2 separate regions of the Homo sapiens genome follow, and region 2 is linked to region 1. The links are chromatin loops, found by intact Hi-C in ENCODE. Cell type or tissue: GM12878. All regions are shown on one strand. Each heading gives the region's core, and the rest is flanking DNA. Links, peaks and the distances in the headings are about the cores only.

The links. Peaks named below come from ENCODE experiments on the same cell type or tissue, not always from the same donor. Only the 100,000 strongest peaks of a DNase experiment are listed, where the experiment ranks them.
Region 2: it touches region 1 in a loop (5-fold over the local background); 4 of 110 quality-filtered maps call a loop at or near these places.

Annotation. Positions count from the first base shown.
Region 1 is chr2:43,480,219-43,490,959 of GRCh38, forward strand. THADA (THADA armadillo repeat containing) reads right to left here. Exons shown (of 38, transcript NM_022065.5): 26 at 5,016-5,107. Among named protein-coding and RNA genes, the nearest start is that of THADA, 110 kb to the right of the region's middle. In GM12878, for the core only: a CTCF peak has its summit at 4,279 (motif pointing left); DNase peaks (open chromatin) are centred at 1,913, 2,903 and 4,243; H3K4me3 peaks cover 375 bases; H3K27ac peaks cover 2,075 bases.
Region 2 is chr2:43,395,863-43,406,603 of GRCh38, forward strand. It overlaps THADA (THADA armadillo repeat containing), which reads right to left. Exons shown (of 38, transcript NM_022065.5): 29 at 2,109-2,277. Among named protein-coding and RNA genes, the nearest start is that of LINC01126, 170 kb to the left of the region's middle. RefSeq lists enhancers at 6,092-6,341, 6,422-6,611. In GM12878, for the core only: no CTCF peak of the experiment used is centred there; DNase peaks (open chromatin) are centred at 6,309, 6,809 and 7,570; H3K4me3 peaks cover 1,434 bases; H3K27ac peaks cover 4,714 bases.

The sequences.
Region 1 (10,741 bases), core at 1,086-9,085:
ATACTGCCTACCTCGCAGAGCTGTGATCTCGGCTAAGTTAGACATGTATAAAGGGTCTGGCATGGCCCACGCACTAAAGAAATGTTACCTTCCTTCACAACTTCTCCTGTCCTTCTACACAACTGAACAGAGACTCCAGCACCACAGATAACTGCCATATTCTTCATCAGACTTGGAGTCCCCTAGGGCAGAGAGTATTTCTGATTTATCTTTGGATCCCAGTAACTAGCAGAGGGCCTGGCCCAGAGTAAAAACATAATAAATGCTTGTTCAGTGGAGAAAATTAGAACTGTTTGGGTTTGAGGATGTTAATATTACCCTGGCCGCTCACGCCTATAATCCCAGCACTTTGGGAGGCTGAGGCAGGCGATCACAAGGTCAGGAGTTCAAGACTAATCTGGCCAATGTAGTGAAACCCCATTTCTACTAAAAAAAAAAAATTTCAAAAAATTAGCCAGGTGTGGTAGTGTGCACCTGTAATCCCAGCTACTCGGGAGGCTGAGGCAGGAGAATTGCGTGAACCCGGGAGGCAGAGGTTGCAGTGAGTTGAGATCCTGCCATTCAACTCCAGCCCAGGCAACAGTGCGAGACTCTGTCTTGGGGGGGAAAAAAAAAAAAAAGAAAAAAAAATTACCCCGGCCACAGTCAAAAGAAAATTCTGTTTTTCAATTTGGCCAAATAGGGCTTGCTACAAGTTACTATGTAGTTCGAAGCAAATAAGCTATTCTGAATTCTAATAATTACATTCTCTAAAATATGAAAACCCAATTGCCCTGCAGCTTTCAATTTTAGTTTTGAGAATTCAATTCTTTCCCAAACAATAGCGTGGGTAACCACAGAAACTTGTGGAATCTCTTTTCCTAGAAAACATGAAGAACAGGAGAGAAGCCAGTCTGTCTGGAAATTGCTTCAAAATCTCTCTATAAGCACGATGCTGGACTGGATTAGATGCCCCTTGAAGGATCCTTCCAGACCTACACCACTAAAATGCTAAGAAAAATAACTAAAATAATTCTCTATCACTTATACCCTGGAAAATAAAATAAATACAATTTAACATCTCCCAACATAGTCACTAGAAACAATTTTACTTGGATCATCCCATGATTTTAGAAACACATTTTCTTCTTAAATTGTACTAAATTATCCTAAGCTATTAATTTGAATATGAGCTCTCTTTAATAAGACAGAATAGAGATTGTACTTAACACAGTAAACAAAACTATTATTTTGTTCCTCTTTCAATCTACCTGTTTCCATGTACCCCAAATCTACTCATTTCCCAATGCCTTGTAAAAAATACTACTTCCCCCCAACATATACTCCACTCAATTCTACCATTTATAAATTTCTAATGTGTTCATCACTCACATCACATTGTACAGGTGATTTTTATATGGTGTCTCCTATTTGTATCTGACTCACATGTAACAATTTTTGTCTTCCTAACTGAACTGTAAACTCCTTGAGTAAGATCCAAGTTTTATATTCTTCATGTACTCCCCTATTATGTTAATACTGAGTTCATGATAAGTGCTTTCAAATTCTCATTGGCTCACTGATTTAAGGTGGAGAGTGTGCAAAAGCTAGACAATGCTATACATTAAGAACCTGCATGAAGCTTTGGCAAAGCACACTCCAAGAAGTCAAAAATAAACCTTTTCTGATTGCTACATATTGACATGTATCATTTAGCTGGGACTCACAGCTGAAAGTTAATACACACAGGGGCTAAAAGGAAAGACCTAGAGCTAAGCGCCATATTAGTTTAGCTCCTGTCCTGTAAGAAATGAGGAGCTATGAAGCTGAGCTCACTCACATGGAGATGGAGGCTATTTTAGAAAACATGCATATTGCACAGGTTGCAGAGCTTTGCTGGTTCTGATTTTACATAAAATCAGTTCTTCATTCTGTCAGGCCAAGTCAGTCACGCAGCAATAAACAGAAAGGAAAAGAGCTTTAAAAGTTAAAATGTAATAATATTACTTTAAAAGCACAAGTGAAACTTCTGTTTTCTCATTCTTTAAAACCCAAAAAACACATCTAAAATAAGACTAATGGGTGCAAAAATTCAGTCATTACAGGTACCCTCTACACACTTACAAAGGATCCTCTGCTCCTTTCTTTATATATGAAACAGGAACTTCTTGTCTGTACTATGCGACAGGGACTGTTCTACGGCACTGGGAATACATCATTTTACCAAACTTACAATTCCAGTAACATTATGTAAAGCCTTACTTTAGTATTTTAAAAAAAGAAAAGACCTCAGGAATATTCCAAACCTTATTTTACAGAGAAGAAAACCAAAGCCCAGAGAGGTTGGCTATTTTGTCTCAGTTGATTATAGTGGTTATATTGTAACAAACGCAGGAGTAGAAACCAGATTTCTTATTTCTCCTCTAGTAACAAAATTTACTTATTCATTAGGCAATTATTCCTATATGCCTTCTATATGCCAGATACTATGCTAGACTCTAGGTACCCAAGAATGGTTAAGATACTGACCTTGTCCTCAAAAAGCACGGTCTTAAGAGCAAGACAATCAGATGAGTACAATCACAGAAGTGGTAACAGAAAGAAAAACCAAACTATATCTCTAATTGCCTAGGACTTCCAATATGTTAAAGAAAATGAACTTCTAATAGTTTGTTTTATCCTCACAATAGCCCTAGGAGTAGACAGCACAGATCTTATTATTCCTGGTATATAGATGGAGAAACTGAAGTGCAAAGTGGATAAGGGGGCCTATTAAGGTCATCTCCAGTGGCAGCAAAATGCCTAGAAACCAGGTTTGTTTACTCCAAGTCAGACCTTTATTTCCCATTAGATGGAAAAAGCAGATGTTCTTTTTATGTCCAGTTCCCTCTGACCAAGAACACACATTTCCAAATTGCGAGCAGGACAATCTGTGGTTGTGAAAGGAAACAACTGACTTGTGAGGTGTGTCACCGGCTGAGGTTAGTTATCCGGTGGATAAGTAACCAACCAAGATATCATTATTACTAGCCTTCTTAAAGTGCCCATTACGTACCCAGAACAGATGAAAAAGGTCCTTCCTTCAGAAAGTTAATATTGGAAGGAACAGGCATATAAACATTTAAACAAAAAGTGACATAATTAAACAAACTAAAACTAAAAGAACCATCACAAGCAACTGCAAATTTAAGACACTAAAGGTTTTGCAAAGCAAACCTAATGGGAGCTGCCAAGAAATATATCTTCATGGGTTAAACAGGGAACAGAAGCCTTGTACACATAATGGTCCATACCGATCTTCAGATTACTAAAATTAAAAGCTCTCACATTCTTCACAGTTAAAAACTTCTCATTCCTATTTCCTTTTTTCTAGAAATCTTATATATTTTGTAATCTTTCCTATCCAAGAGGAATAAATTTATAATGGAGGTTTCCATCATTGTAACTTTGGCAAAAAATTAAAATTGTATAGTATCACTGCCCTATTCTTCCTCCCTCAGATACAACCTAAATGAGGTTTTCTCATTTTCTGATCATTTTCTCCTATACATAGTAAAATGTATATATATTTATATATATATTCAAGAATCACTTCATAAAAAACAAAAAAAAATTTTCTTCAAGTTCAGTTTTAAACATTAATTTTACTTGTTTGATGACTTAATATCATATTTCATTTATACCAGTATTTATCAAGGCCTTATAACATGACCCAACTGTTTTAAACTGTAGCACACTGGAGAATTATTAACAAAATAGACAAAGCTAAGGAGAAACAAATATTAGTGATTTCAAGTTAGTGACAGGAAGAATTTCTTTAAGAACAGGCTAAAAAATAAAAATTATAATCATCCCTCCACAAGAGTAATGTTTTATTTATTTAAAAAATACTCAGTTAAAAAAAAAATTAAAAAGCTCTCTGGTATTGCCTGAACATGCTCAAGGGATTTATACTTACAGCCAGTTACCTTCCTTTTAAATATCTGGTGAATGTTACAGGGTGACAAGAAGCAATTTAAATGATAATTCGGAAATACCATAGTAGGTTTCATTAGAATTATCACTAGTACATCACAAAATGATTTCATATTTTTTTAATTCCTAAGATTTAGTTCCATCACACAAAAATGCATTTCAATAAACATTAGCTTAAAACTTAAATATGAAGCATAATGACTTTTTTAGGGAAGAAGGGAATAGGGCTTTGAATATAACTCTAGATCCTCAAGAGAAAGACCACTGGGCCAAACTGGATCCTAAATAAAGTTAAGGAAGTAATTAAATGTGCAGCAACAGTGACATCTAGTGTTAACAACTGCAAGTCAATTAGATTACCATTAAATCCTCTTAAGTGCTAAAAAACAACTATTCAAAGCTTTTCTTCTTTAAAAACAAACAGATCTTGTGCATTTTTATCTAAAAACTACCCAAAATCAAAATGGTTCCACAGGTTTCTTTTCAGGCATAACAAAAAAGCTGTTTTTTAAAGACAAAAACAAATTAGAGGTTAAACATAAAACTAAAGACCAAAAGTAAAAAGCACTGTTTATTTCTTGTGGTTAACACATATAGGTGCTCCTCTTAGTACAAGAGTTTAATGCAAAGGTAATGTGAGAGATGTTCTAATGAGAGGATCATAAACATTTAAACTTCCACCTATAAAATTAAAGATATTATACAAGCTAGGATAATATATACAAGTAAAGTTAAGACATTTCAGGACTACTTAAAGAAGATGCAATTAAAAAAAAAAAAACAAAAAAAACACTAGCTTTTGCATGGAGAAACAAGCTCTACATTTCACCCCTTGCTACCTTGCTAAATTTTTGTTGCTTTGAAAGGTCCACTTATTAAACAGTTGATATTTTTGCCCAAGGGTTTATAACTTGGCAGCATAGGTTAATTCATTACAGTATTTTTATAGTTTTATGCTCTAGATGAATCTATAACAGTAGGCACAATTTCAAAATTTGTTTTTGGCCAGGACAATATTGTATTTTTTAAAAAAAGTAAAGTTAGCCTTAAATGGAGCTTACCTATTTGTTTTGGAATGTTCATCCTTTGCCCTTTTAACTCCAAAAATTCTTGTGATCAAGGCACTAAAGAGAAGTGTGGATGAATTTCGCACCTAATGTACAAACGAAAACACAATAAGGCTTAAATATTCTTGGCATGAAACCAACGTTTACAATGTTCAAACTAGATAATTCAAAATCATTACCTAACTGGCTAGTGTGAGGCTAAAAAGACAGATTTGTGTTCATAAAATAATTTAAAAAAAAAACTTGACAGTCATCGATTCAATGACTTCAATTGAGCTCTACAACCCAATCACATGCACACAACACAGCCTTTTCCTATATTCCTAATATTACCATCAACAGTTTTCACTAATCTCTGCACTTAGAGCATCAAATAACACTTTTCTAAAAATTCATTTTTCTATATGCTTCCTGACAATGAAGATTGCAGTAAAACCTCAGCTCTTTCCATTTATTTTCTGAAATCATTTTACCTACGAGAAAATACTTATAAAACCTAACTTCAAAGAACCAGGCCCAGTGGCTTACACCTGTAATCCCAGCTACTTGGGAGGCTAAAGTGGAAGGACTGCTTGAGGCCAGGAGTTTGAGACCAGCCTGGGCAATACAGTAAGACCCCCATCTCAAAAAAAAAAAAAAGTATTTTTTTAGAGATTTTTTTGTTTGTTTTGCTTTTGACTTTTTGTTGTTGTTGTTATTTTTACAGCCATGGCACATGCCTATAGTCCCAGGTAGTCAGAAGGCTCAGGCAGGAGGATTGCATAAGGCCAGGAGTTTGAGGCTGCAGTAAGCTATGATTGTGCCACTGTGCTCCAGCCTGGGCAAAAGAGTGAGAACCTGTCTTTAAAAAAACAAAAAGAAAATCCAAAAATCCTAACTTCAAAGAATCCAGGTAATTAATATGGCTAAGAAAATAGTTAAATCCAAAATGTTGCTTATCAGCTTCACAATGCAAGTAACTTACCAAGTAATTTCAATACTGAAATTAACTGATAACATTAGTAAAGATAAGAGGCAGGAATTACCATGAATAAACACAAATTATTTCTCCAAGATGATAATAATCTTTTCCCTATCTTTTCCAAACCAATGTGTCAAGATGCTTTGGAAGAGCATAAAAGGGTCTTGACTGTTTTGGCACTATAGGCTTCCTCAATTACTCTGTAAAAATCGGTGTAGAGATATATATGTACTCACCTTGCTACAGTGTGTAAGGCCCTATACCAGCACCATGGATAAGATCCAGAAACAGAAAACACATACTTACTGGTATTACAGACCTTATACTCTAATTAAGTAAGTGACATAACCACATGGTGTGTTAAATAGCAATATAAGTAGAAAGATCACTAAAAGTAACGTTAAGATTTAGAAAACAGCTTCCTGAAAGCAATGCCCTTAGAGTCACAAGCTCAAATGCTCACAGGAAAAGTGAGTGACACAGGCAGCAGTGGACTTGGTCTAATGCAGTCAGTGTCAGCTGAGTTGCTGCCATGAGGAAATATAAGTCCAGTTTTGCCAGATCATCTGCTTTTTCAAGAGAAGCCAGGAACCCTGGTTTTTATGTGAAATCTATTTTGAAATGCTGGCAGGAAATTAAAGGAAAAAAAGAACCAAACACCATGAAAGCCAAATAAAACAGTGGTAGGCTAGTTTGTCCTACTGGCCACCAGTTTGTAACCTCTCCTCTAGAAGCCCAGAACTGACTCAAGTCATGCATGGTAGCCATAGAAGTGAACTTTACAGATATACTGGCACAATCCATATCAAAAATGCAATAAAACCCTAAAACTGAACAGATTCACTTACGTTCATTCAACAGCCATCAAACATCCAAGGAGGCCCTACTATGTGCCCTGCCTAATTTAATCCCCAAATAACAAATCAATCCATGCTGTTACTTTATCAATATAATCTCTGCCCTCATTCAGGTCTGGATTATCTTCTACCTGATCTAGTGAGGTAGTTCCCAAAGACTTTTAGGTCTAAGATGACTTGGTAAAGATATCTGGGACCTTCTCTCCTCTCAGAAATCACACAAAAACACAAAAAGAAAAGGAAAACAGAAACACAGACTCCATCTTGCCCTAAGCCATACTTTCTGACAAAGGCTGCCAGATGCAGTAAAATTAAAACAGGAGTGCCTGGAGATGTTGAGAAATGCACACCTTAAACAAAACTGTAGAGGACTATTTTACAAAGTGAATGGATACCCTCTGAAACAAAACTCCTTTGATTCAATAGACTGACGGCAGGAGACACATGTCTTTTTAGTAATATTAAGATGGACCAGACAGTTCTAATCCTATCTGCCTGATCCATCCTGATATGGTCTGAATATTTGTGTTCCCCAAAAATTCACATGTTGAAATTCTAACCTCCAAGGAGTTAGGTGGTGGAGGCCCTTGGGAAATAATTAAGTCATGGGGGTAGAGCTCTCACGAATGCGATTAGTGCCCTTATAAAAGAGGCCCCAGTGAGCTGCCTCACTTCTACCATGTGAGGACACAGCTAAAAGGTGCTATCTATGAACCAGAAAGTAGGCCTTCACCAGACACTGAATCTGCCACCATATTGATCTTGGACTTTCCAGCCTCCAAACTGTGGGAAATAAATTTGTGGTATTTTGTTATAGCAGCCCGAAGGGACTAAGATATCCCTTATAAAGTGCCCTCATTAGCGATCAATGATGATCATTACATTTTCCATTAGGTGCAGCAAAATCACGATATTCTATAGGCCTTCTGCATTAATCATTTACATCCTCAGAAAAACTTTATTTTTTTAAAGTTTTTCCTCATCTGCTATTTGGTTACCCTGTTCATCAGTTAGTAAAGAATTATTTCCATATATTGATCATTTTCAGAATAATTAGTTCATGCCATACCAACCTCCAAAGGTGACTGCATGATTGTTTTAAAATCACTTTTAAATTACTTTTTTAAATTGAGGTATAATTCACATATAAAATTTATTATTTTAAAGGATGCTATTCAGTGGTTTTTGCTATATTAACAAAGTGTGAAGCTATCACCACTAACCAAATTCCACAATATTTTCATTACCTCAAAATGAAACTCGGGAGCCGTTAGTCGTCACTCCCTATTCTCCTGCAGTAGGAAAGCACAATCTACTTTGTGTCTCTATAAACTTGCCTTTTCTGGATACTTCATATACATGGGATCATGTAGTATGCGGCCTTTAATGTTTGGCTTCTTTCACCTAGCATAATGTTCTCAAGGTTCCCCCATGTTGTAGCATGTATCAGTATGTTATTCCTTTTTTATGGCTTAATAATATCCCATTGTACAGATATACCGTATTTTTAAAATCTGTTCTTCATTTGACGGACATTTGGGCTATTTCCAATTTGGAATATTATGAATAATTTTGCTAAGAATATTCATGTACAAGTTTTTGTGTGAACATGTTTTCATTTCTCATGACTATATACCTAGAAGTAGTATTGCTTGGTCACAGAGTAACTCTATGTTTAACCTTCAAAAGAACTGCCAAAGTGGTAGCACCATTTCATAGTCTCACTGGCAATGTATTAGCGTTCCAATTTCACCAGTTCTCCAATTTCTCCACATCCTCCCTAATACTAGTTATTTTCCATGCATTTTATTTTAGTGGGCATGGAATGGTAACTCATTGTAGCATTTCCCTCATGACTAATGGTGTTAAGTATCCTTTTGTGTGCTTACTGGCCATCTGCCTATCTTTTTTGGAGATAAATATTCTTTGTCCATTTTAAAATTGGGTTGTCGTTTATTATTGAGTTATAAGAGTTCTTTATATATTCTGGACACTCCACTCTTATCAGATGTATAATACGCAAATATTTTCTCCCATTCTGTGGGTTGTCTTTATACTTTCTTGATTGTGTCCTTTGAAAAACATTTTTTTTCTTGATGCTGGTTAAGCTTTATTTAAAAAAAATTTTTTTTAACTTTTCTAAGACAGCTTCTTGCTCTGTCGCCCAGGATGGAGTGCAGTGGTGTAATCATAGCTCACTGCAGCCTTGAATTCCTGGGCTCAAACAATCCTCCAGCTGCAGCCTTCCGAGTAGCTGGGACTACAGGTGCATGTCACTATGCCCAGCCAGACATTTTTAATTTTGATCGAGTCTAATTTATCAGTTTTTTTCATTCCCAGTCTAATTTATCAATTTTTGTATTGCTTGTACCTTAGGTGTCATATCTAACTAAATGTTATCTAATCCAAGGTACAAAAATTTACCCAGGTCCTCTTCTACAAGTTTTATAGTTTTAGCTTTTACATTTAGGTTTTTAAGACATTTTGAGTCATCTGAATATGGTATGAGATGGGGATCACATTCATTCTTTTGCATGTGGATATCCAGTTGTCCCCGTACCATTTGTTGAAGGCTATTCTTTCTCTACTGAATTGTCTTGGCACCTTTATTAAATGTGGGGGTTTATTTCTGTACAATCAATCCTAATCTGCTGATTTATGTGCCTAACCTTATGTCAATGCCACAAGCTCTAATTTACTGTTGCTTTGCATTAAGTTTTGAAATTGGGACCTGTGGGGCCTCCAACTTTGTTCTTTTTCAAGATTGTTTTGGCTATTATGGGTCCCTCACATTTCCATATGTATTTTAAGATCTGCAAAAAAAAAAAAAAAAAAAAGCTAGAAGGGATTTAACAGAGGTTGTGCTGAATCTATAGATTAATTAATTTGGGGAATACGTCATCTTAACAATAGTTAAGTCTTCCAGTGATGAACACAGGAGATCTTTCCATTTATTTAGGCCTATAATTTCTTCAAAAAATGTTTGATAATTTTCAGTGAACAACTCTTGCAGTTCCTTTGCTAAATTTATTCCTAAGTATTTTATTCTTTTTGATGCTATCATAAATGAAACTGTTTTCTTAATTTCATTTAGATTTTTCACTGCTAGTGTACAATTTCTGTATGATGACCTTTTGTCCTGAAACCTTGCTAATAGACAAGCTTTAATTTGCATGTGTGTGGATTCCTTAGGATTTTTCTATATTTAAGATCATGTCATCAGAAAATAGAGATAGTTTTGCATCTTCCTTTACTGGATAACTTTTATTTTTTATTCTTCTCTAGTTGGCCTACTAGGAACTCCAGTACAATGTTGAATAGGAGTGACAAGAGTGGATTTCCTTGTCTTGTTCCTGATTTTAGAGAGAAAGATTTCAGTCCTTTACCATCAAGTATATTGTTGACTCTGGATTTTCCACTGAGGTTGAGAAATTTCCCTTCCATTCTTAGTTTTTTTTCACATAAAATAGCATTAGATTTTGTCAAATGCCTCTTTTGTATCTGCTTAATAATGTGGGTTTTGTTCTTTAGTCTATTCACACAGTATATTACATTACAATGGTCCTCCCTCATTAGCAGTTTTGCTTTCTGTGGTTTCAGTTACCTGTGGTATAGTACACTAACGTATTTTGAGAGCAATCACATTCACTTAACTTTTATTATGGTCTATTGTTATAATTGTTATCTCTTATGATATCTAATTTATAAATTAAACTTTATCACAGGTATGTATGTATAGGAAAAAACAGAATCCATAGGGTTTAGTACTAACCATGGTTTCAGGCATCCACTGGGGGTCTTGGAATGCATCCTCCTCAAATTTGAGGAGGGGAGTACTGTAATTGATTTTTATAGGTTGAAAAATACATACTCTGTTTTAGAATTCTGTAAGTTATACAGAA
Region 2 (10,741 bases), core at 1,681-9,680, 84 kb before region 1:
TGCCTCAGCCTTCCAAGTTGAGTAGCTGGGACTACAGGCGTGCACCACCACACACAGTTAATTTATGTAATTTTAGTGGAGATGGAGTTTCGCCATGTTGGCCAGGCTGGTCTTGAACTCCTGGCCTCAAGTGATCTGTCCAGCTCAGCCTCCCAAAGTGCTGGGATTATAGGCATGAGCCCCCACACCAGCCTGTCTCAAGTTTACTTTCTAACTGAATATTGATAGACAAAACTCTCTGGGAGCCGCAACCCCTTTTAAGAGTGTAAAGAGGTCCTGAGACAAATTTGAAAACTGCCAACCTAGAACTTCAGTCCCACCCAAACCAGCAGTTCCCACTTGGGGGCTACCCACTGGGAGCCTTTATGTTGCTCTCTTTGCATGGGAGACTCCTTCCCTTTCTTTACTTGGCTAACTTCTTCAGTCTCTGCTTAGAGGTCACTTCCTCTGGGACATTTTCCCCGATTTCCTAGACAAGTCTGGTGGCCCTGCTATGTGTTCAGCCAGCACTTAGCACACTACATCATGACTGCCTATTTTCTGGTCCTTTTTTGTCCTTGGCTCCTTCAAGGCAAAAACTGACTTAGCTGCTATTGCGACTGTGACACAGTGAAATGTAGTAGGCATTTGTTGAATATAGAAAACAACCAAGGAACGGCCAGGCACAGTGACTCATGTCCATAATCCCAGCACTTTGGGAGGCTGAGGTGGGCGGATCACTTGAGGTCAGGAGTTCGAGACCAGCTTGGCCAACATGATGAAACCCCATCTCTACTAAAAATACAAAAATTAGTGACTGTGGGGACAGGGGGGTGCAGGCTGCTTGTAATCCCAGCTTCTCGGGAGGCTGAGGCACGAGAATGGCTTGAACGCAGGAGGCGGAGTTTGCAGTGAGCCGAGACTGCACCACTGCACTCCTGCCTGGGAAACAGTGTAAGACCCTGTCTCAAAAAAAAAGAAGAAAGAAAAAAGAAAAAGATAGTTCTATCTTGCATTCTTATTACCTAGGGGGAATTAGTTATGAAATAATTAGTTTTCATTATAGTATAGGTTTATTAAAATTAATGATAATAATAACAATAATGACTGTCTATATATCTTGTGGTGTACCCGGCACTATTCTAAGCATGTTGTATGTATTAATTTCCTTAGGGTTCACAAAGTCCCTATGAGGTATATGCTACTATTATCCTTATTTCAAAAATGAAGACATGGATGTATAAGTAATGCGGGGTAGATCTGAGATTCACACCCAGGCAGTCTGGCTCCAGAGTTTCACCTTGTTAATCACTCCACACACTGCCTGCCATGTCAGCAGTGTCGATCTCAGGCTTATAACATGTATTGAGATCTCAAGGCCATCTCTCAACTCTGTTCATAAACCAGGAACATGACCTGACATTTATTTTCCACCCCTAACCGCATGCCTATATGAGCACTATAGCAGCCATTTGAACAGGAGACCTCACCAATACTACCTGTCCTCAAGTTAGGGTTGAAATAGGGCAGTTTCAGTAAAAAGTCTCTTTCTCATTTATTTTTTGTATGTTATTCTTTTCTAGAAGAAATGTTAGGTTAAAAACAATAAACTTGTACATTTATTCAAAGTAATAAGTTTTTTTTGGTAGCACAGAGAAAACAGGAAAGGTTCAATACTTCCACGTACTAAGGTGCTGTGCCACAGGGCAAACTCTCCCTGATGTGTACAGCTCTTCCTGTGCCTCTCAGGCTAACCTCTCTCAAGGAATGCTTTCAGTTTCACTCGGAATAGGTAGTAGCCCAGAATGTTTTGCAGGCATACTTGATGGAAAAGACAAAGTTTTATCTGGTTCAGAGAGGTGAGGCCAAGTGGGAGAAAGTATACTGCAGAAAACACAGGATGTATTGCAAAAGATAATATAAGAGAATCACAATGTAACACTGTAGTGATATTTGGGATGAAAAAAGTATAACTAGGAGATACCTGATCTTTCGGAAGTAGAAAAAAAAAAGTTCTACAGATAAAGTTAAGAGGCTGTGTATCAAATCTTCACCAGCTAACAGTACATAAGAAACCAAAGTTCATCTTATGGTGTTTGACAGAAGTCACACAAAGCAACTTTACTTACCTGGAGAAGTGTCCCATGAATGTGGTTTTGCCGGAAACACTGGTCAGTGCAGCTGGGGAGTGTGGACAACAGAGTTCGAATGGTATTAGGAATGTGATCTATCATAACAAATGGGACCAAGGCACGAGCTGCCATTTCACGGGAGTGGTAGACAGGTGAGTGACCACACCTGGGGAGAAATAAAAACACAAGACCATTCAATAGTCATCTCCACATCTGTGACTTTGTATATACTTACATTCTATCTAGCATGGCCTGGAACATCCAGGGGTTAGGGGGAGACAGGAGCTGCTCCTTATCCCAAATGATGTTTTGTATCTGCACTAGTTCTACAGGTGACTTTGCTTTGGTTAAAAACATTGCTAGCATCTATAATTCTTTATCATGGAGATTAAATGTAGACAGGCTTGGGAATAAGACAATAAACAGGTAGTAGCAAAAAACAACTTACTTGTTAACTATTTATTGGGTATTTATGATAAGCAAAAGCACCATGATAAGTGCCATAAAAAATAAGACAGTCACCATTGTCTTTGAAGAGCCCATACTTTGGTTGGCCAGAGGAAAAGTACATTTGAAAAAATGACCAAAAGTACGAGACAGTATAGGAAAAGTGAGAAGCAAGTGACCTTGACATTATGACTATAGAAACTCAGAAGAAGGATGGAACTCAGGAAAGCAAGCATGATTCAAGTAGGCCAAGAAAGATCTGAAGCCATTTCAACCAGGGGCAAAGTGGTATAAAGCAAGGCTAAAAATACTCAAGGTCTAGGTAGATGTGTTTGAATAACGCAGAGGTTCATGAATAACAGTAGAAGTTAAGGCTGAGAAGTGGGTCAGGCCATACTGGGGAGTGCTACGAATAGCATAGTACATGGTCTGAACTTACTGTTAAGAGAACAAGAGATGGACCTTCAAATCACCAAATCCTTGACTCTGGGCTGACTCATACCCAAAGAGCGGGAATAAAAGCCAGTTCTTAAATAGTGAAAGTCCTGGACAAGTTATTTTGAGATTCTAGAAAGGTCATTGTAAAGGCAGGTCATCTAAAGGCCTCTCAACTTCACAAACAATCAGAAACTTAAAGGCCATAACCATTTTGCTGAAACTGTGCACTTTAAAGCCTTCACAGATAGGAGATTGATTGAGAGGAAAGTCCAATATGCTAAGTACCAGCTTAACTAAGTTCTTTACTAGAACGCTCAAGACTTCATGATTTTTCATCCAATTAAAAAGGTAACTCAACTTACAGAAATATCTTAGATCACAAGAATAGGGAAGGTCAGAAGACGGTAGACTCTGTAGGGGAAAAGAGATGGCCTCTTGACTGTTTTCAAAACTAATCTGTGTTTACAAAGGAATTACTTGGTAAGAATTAGGCCATTAGGGCTACATGGCCATGTTGGCTCAGTAAGTAGAGGGACAGGGCCCTACAATAGCAATGTTTCTAACACCCTAGAGGTTATCACCAACATTTATTCTAATATGCCAACAGAAATACAGATACAATTTCTGTACAAATAGAATAGCCTGAGCAGAATTTCATCATGGTGTTGGGGGAGGCAGGGGAAGAGGAAAAAGAAGTATGGGGTGTTTAAAAAAAATGTGTCTTTTTCCCCCAAGACAGTTACGTCTATTGGGTAGGTCCAGCAGCACATAGTTTCAGGATGGAGAAGAGGTCACCTCACATTATCTGTGGGAAAGCAGAGAGCTATGGTTACAGTAGGTAGCTGGACAGTTCCCACAACTCATCCTGGACAGTTCCCAAAACTCATCCATTTTCTCACTTATTCTTTTTAAGTGATTAAATGTTTAATCTGTAATTGGCAAATGCAGAAAAATGTTTGCTTTGGCCTATAGGAAATGGTAAGGGTGGGGGTCGGGGAGAAACTTCATTTGACCAAAAAACAAAAAAACAAAAAAACAAAAAACAACTCTGAAAATGTTTTGAAATTTAATTAGCAAATGACCTCACTTAGTAAGGCAGTCATTTGTTGGAAGCTTCCCCTTCTGTCTGTCCCCGACCTCTCCAACACACACACTTTGTGTTACACTGTGTTTTATGTTACCGAAAGGGCTCTTGTATATAAATGTTTCTTTTCAAATACAAATAACTCTGACATGGTTACAGATGTTTAGTTTCCAATTAGCAGTGACTGTACACTAAAGAATGCCCCTCCTTTTGCTCCTGACTTTTGTAAATGATGATTTCCCAAAGGATTCTGGCATCCATACAAGAGGAAGGATGGAAAGGGGGAAAAGTGCCAGTATTTTCTGCTTTTGGATACCCTGTGTTAGGGTGGTTTCCAAATGCACACAACCAGGTTAAAAAGCAAAACAAAACCTCTCCTCAAAAAAGTAATGCAATTACCAAAAAAGAAGCCAATTCTTGAAGTAATATTTAATTAAGTAACATTCATTATAAAGCAATGGTTAAATATTCTATCGCAAATTCTTTAGGTGGAAAGATTAGATCATAGACAAATTTATATATATATATATATATAAATATATACACTAAGAAAAAAAATTTCTAGGTTACTGTTTTGTCGCCTACTGGCGGCAGGGAGGGGGTCTGATGAGAACATTTAGAATCTAACGGTTAAGAGAATAGAAAATTAGAACACCTGAATTTTCATTCTGCTTTGGACACTGAGTTCTGTGACTTGGACAAGTCACAGTAACCTCTCTGAGTCTCAGTACAGTTAAGAATGGTGGCAATGCTTTCCACCTAGTGGTCTGACATGATGTCTAAGAGAACACTCCAAGAAGGAAGGGCTCCAGAAATTCCAAGTTTTTACAGTGCACTGTGCCAGTGTCCAGTAATAGCATCAGTATACTCCAGAATTACAGGCCTGTGAGTAGCCCCAAAAAGAGAATTAAGACCATGTGGTGAATTCTGTGCTGTTTTAAAAAGGTAAGACAACATGTTGATAATATGAAGGCAAAGAGGGTCTTTTTTTGGCCACTATTAAAAGTGATGAGGAAGAGTCTCAAGCCCTTCTGAAATAAATCGGATAGCCTCTGTCTCTCTAAGTCTCAGTGTCTTCCATAAAATAAAACAAATACACTTAAGGTCTCGAAGGTCATTTCTACTTTTAACATTCCTTGAAAATCAGTTCCTCTAATAGCCCTAAGCTATGTTCTAGGCCTGAATACTAGGTTCTCCACAGAATCTGCAAGGTACACAGACACCAGTGTCTTAAAACCTCTAGCCCTCTCACTTCAATAAACCCTTTCCATGTTCATTTTAATCACTTATTTATTGACTGCCTACCATGTCCTCAATACTGTGTGACATGAGACATGACACTTTTTCTTTTTTTGAGACAGAGTCTCGCTCTGTCACCCAGGCTGGAGTGCAGTGGTGTGATCTCGGCTCACTGCAAGCTCTGCCTCTCAGGTTCACGCCATTCTCCTGCCTCAGCCTCCCGAGTAGCTGGGATTACAGGCGCCTGCCACCACGCCCAGCTAATTTTTTTTATTTGTAGTAGAGACGGCCTTTCACCGTGTTAGCCAGGATGGTCTCGATCTCCTGACCTCGTGATCCACTCGCCTCAGCCTCCCAAAGTGTTGGGATTATAGGCGTGAGCCACCATGCCCAGCTGAGACATGATACATTTTTAATAGGAATACTTGCATCACACAATTGTACAGCACTTGACAGTTGATAAAACACCTGCACACCTGTGATCTCTTTACTATGCAACATTCCTGTAGACAAAAGGGCATTATAAACCTAAATTAACAGAAGAAAAATAAAATGAAGCTCAGAAGGATTCAGTGAAAACTCTGAGGGCTAAGTGTAAGCAATGCTCACGGCAGACTGTGATCCAGAGCTCTCTGGCTACCCAACCTGTAGCTCACACCTGGAAATCAAGGGAGCATAAAAATATCTCCTAGCTAACAAAAACACAAACTGTAATTTACACATATTTGGAAAATTTCTAAATGAGTGGTTTTTTGTTGTTTTTTTTTTTAAAAAAAATTTTAAGGATCATGAAAATATTTCAGAAACTAATGTAAACTATGGACTCTCTCACAAGAGGAATATATTTATGAACATATGCACACAATTTCCCACACAGTTTCAGGTTCGTGACACACATCCAAAACCCTTGTGGGGGGAGTTTCCCAGACCCAGGTGGAGAACCTCCTGCTGCTCCTTTGCATACATCAATGACCACACGATGTGGCTGTCAGGTTTGTGTTCTGCTGCATGTGACACAGCAGTGAAGAACACTGCTCACAGGGAACCACCAGCTTAGAGGCGATATACAGCCTGCTCATCACAAATCGGTGGTACCCATGCAGACATTCACAGCCGAAGAGTGGCACAGAAAAGTGAAGTGGGAGGCAGAGCTGAGACAATTTTCTGCAACAGATGAAGGATCTTCAAATGAGGGTGAAATACACACTTGGACTTAACACTTGAGGAACCAAGAAGAGTTCAGAATGCACTATTCTCAGCAAAAAAAGGACCATTCTGCTGAGATCATGCTAACTTTACCACCTTTAACAGAGTGGGGGCTAAGCTTTTTCTAAGTGTTCTCCTCTCATATCTACTCTCACAATCTGTTCTTTTTTTCTGAAAGGTTTCAAAGGTAAGTGGCTATACATCACCAAAACTGTCTCTGCCCACACACATCCGTAGGGACATCTACTGAGTACCTAGCACAGCACACACTTGGTCAGGTACCAGAGAACTGGAGAGAAAATCACTGCCTAGGCCACAAGCAACCTACAGTCTAGTGTGGAAGACAGAAGAACCAGCCAATGATTCTCAGGCCATGAGAAGTAAACACAAGCTGCTGCTGCTGTGTAAGTGTGACTCCTGTGTGTGGGAGTACTAGTCTAGGTGATCATGCCCAGCTCTGCCTAAGTGGGGAGAGGCGGCGGAGAGGCAGAGAGCGCTTGGGTTTGGCAAGAAAGAAGTCCTTTCCCAGGCCTGTGCCTTTCCCTGTGTGAACCCAAACTGCCCCTCAGGGCACCCAGACAAAAGGAAGGAAACTGAGATTAAGTCACTAGTATGTGCCAGGACTGGCTATGTGCTTTTGATACACTATTTTAATTATTTCATTAATCTTCATTCCAAGGTCAGTGTCATTAACCTTATTTTAAGATGAACAGAGTGAGGTGTCCCAGCATACTTTGGGTCATAAAACTAGCATAAAGCCTGCATTTTAATTAGGGTCTGTCTACCTACAAAATTCAGTCTTTCTAAGACTTTACAACGCAGTTGCCTCAAAATCCCCAGAGCCTTGGAAAAGCCGAATGTTTCCAAACATTCAACCTAATCACACTGAGGTATGAACAACTTAGAGAACCAATCAGTCTCTAATTTGTAGACCGTGAAGCAGAACAACGAAGATGATGCTGATAATAGCTAACATCTCCTGAACACTTATTAAAGACCAGGCTCTATATGTGGTACCTCATTTAAATCTGACAAGCCAGAGTGGCTGAAAGAAACTTTGTAGGCAATGTTGGGGAGGTATTTTTGAACTGAGGGAACTTTAAGGCTCAGTAGCACTGGGCGAGTCCCTGCATGTCACAGGAACCAGAGGCTTCAAAGTCTCCAAATGGCTTCAGGATCCAGCCAATATCCCCTTCCATCCTACCTCATTAACATAATTAACATTCCCCCAGTTCCTCCCCATTTCCTGGCCCACCTCCAGCCCTGATTCTTATTTTTCAGGTGAGGCTATACCATATGCAAAACAGAGGCCCCAAACTTCTGTCAATGATGAAAAGGACCATCCACTTGCTCTAGATGCCCCTACTTAACCAAGCGGTTTGCATCTTCAGAGCTGGTATGAGTTCAAAAAAGCTATGTCTGACCCTGACCCCACACCCCCAACACACCCCCTAAAACCTCTCACTAAAGTTACTCAAGAATGCCAGCCATGCCATTATGGTCTGTTTGTCCTACAGCACAGCTGTCAGCTCCTGGGAAATGGTCATCTACTGACAACCCAAAGTTGAGACAACCCTATTTAATAGGCCATCTCTAAAGGCTGGGTGACACACAGCAGGCTGAAGCTCTGGATTATACTACCTTCAAAAAATCTTTTTTCTATGTATGTTTTGGCAAGCCAACTAGTGCCTTTGCACATTTCAGTTCATTCTCACTAGAGTAATGTCCTTTTACTCTTGTACTTTTACTCCTGTACTCTTGTAATGAAGAGGGGAACTCCTCTTCATCTTCTGAACTATGCTAAGGTATTACATTTTTGTTTAGAGACAGGGTCTCGCTCTGTCACTCAGGCTGGAGTTCAGTGGTTTGATCATAGCTCACTGCAGCCTTGAATTCCTGGGCTCCAGTGATCCTCCCACCTCAGCCTCCTGAATAGCTGGGATTACGGTTGGGTGCCACCAGGCCTAGCTAATTTTCTTTTTCTTTTCTTTTTTTTTTTTTTTTTTAAAGTAGAGACAGGGTCTCATACACCTGGCCTGAAGTGCTCCTCCCACTCTGGCATCCCAGAGTGCTGGGATTATAAGCATGAGCCACCATGCCTGGCCTCTGCTAAGGTACTACCTTTTTTGTGAAACTTTACTGTACCTTCTGTGATCAGAATCAATCACTTCCTTCCCTCTGCCTACTCCAATTGCATATTTAGCTCTCCCATAGCAGCCAGTGCATCTCACTTACCTTCCCCACAGTAGCTCTCAGGCATCATCATGTCTGCTAGACTGAAATGACATTGAGAACAGAAACAGGGTCTTCATAGTTCTTTATCACAGAGCGCATAGGACAGGGACTTAAGAACATGCTCTGGAATCCAGCAGACCTAAGTTTACATCTGAGTTCTGACACTTACTAGTGTGTGACTTTAGATAAGTCAGTAAACCTAGGTTTGTACCTTCTATAAATGGGGAAAAGGAAGAGTGCTCATTTCATAGGGCTGTTGTGAAGTTTAAATGAAATAATGCATGAAAATAAAATGCCTAGAAGACAGGCAGGTGGAATAATTTGAAAATAAAACCTTTATACACATTTACAAATTGTTTTTCTCTAGTGTTCTTTGTCTCAACAACTGGCTGAGGAAACAGAGCCTGGCCTGTACCAAACAGGCTCCAAGTGCTCACAGAGGCCTACCCTCCTCCTTCCCCTCTAAATGAGCTGGAAAGGAGAGGAGGCTTGAGTTTCTCTGGGGCCTATTCACTTGTTTATGTGAAGCCCATTGGCTTTATTCTCCAGGTCCAGGGCCCAAGTCTATTTTCTGTCGACTCTACCGCTATTATACTAAGATTTCTTTTTCCTTTTTAATTCTGTGTGGTTCGTAGTTTCAAATCTTGCCTTCAGGAAAACATATATGTGTGGGTACGTGTGCATGCATAAAAGAGAGAAACCACACACACACACCAAGTTTGTATCCAGTGAGTTGGAAAAAGCAGATATTTCTGCACGACCTGTAAGTATTAAATATGTTTTTGTTATAAATGTGGCATTCCTGAAGCCCTTTTCCACATTCTCAGGTGAGTTCAGTGATGGCCAAGGTTGCCAGATTCTCTACTTGTTCTTCCTATGCCAATATTCCATTCATCAAAGGATCTACCACCACCACCCGAACTAGTTGCTCCTTTTCCTGCAATTCAAACCACTAGCACATAAAAATTGCATTGACTGTAATCTTGCCCTCTGCATAGCTCAGGGATTTCTTTATTCAAATATATTTCTTGGAAGAGTAATGAGTTCGGAGCTTTTAAAGTTTGATTTTTTAAAAATCCTTGGTTTGGGTAGTAAGGAGAAAATAAGAGCTGTAGACAGTAGCTAAGCTAAAAACTGCACATTTCCAGACACACAAAGTAACTTCAGGTAGAATGTTTACATACGTTACCTATCGGGCAGCTCAAAGCTCTTTGCAAATTAATTCTAAGCAACACATTAAACCCTTAAAAAAAATTATGAAGAAAGGCCAACAATAAGCCACAACAGAACATCTGAAAACTGTAGTGTGTGACCCCTTGAGACAAGCCCAACCACAGAGTCTAAGCCTCAGAAAAGCATGCTTTTGAGGTCACCTTCACATTGCCTCCCAGTGACCCAGGCTGACAGGCCACAGGCTATTAATTCCAGGCTGTGAAATGTCAGCTGCTGGGAGCTAGAAATCAGCCTCCATCATCTGGACATCCCTCCACTTGCCCCTGCAAGAAATAGGCACAGCACTCAGCAACCTGACGTGGCAGAAACACAGTCCCAGGTGCAATGGCTATGGCTACTTGATTCATACCATCCCTTTCAGTGCCAGGAAATAAGGCAAGGAGATTTTCCAACAGGGAGGGGTGAAGGTACACAATGCAGTTGTTACTTTAAAAGCTCTCTAAACAATATGCTTTAATTGTTCAGAATTAGAAATATTCTTAAATAAATGAAAAGATGCATAATTTCTGAACGCTAATTTCTGGTCACTTGCTGATCAAAATGTAGAGATGAAGCATGAAAATTACATTTCATTTGAAATTTCATTTAAATGTTTCATCATTTTTTGAGACAACAACAAATACAATTTGAAACTGAATTTTTCAGATTCCAACCAAATGTTTTAGACAGCTGAGAAGAAGATTCTCCTCAGGGGCACTGAAATGTGCTATACCTTAGCAATAATTCTTTCCTGACTCTGGGAAAAATA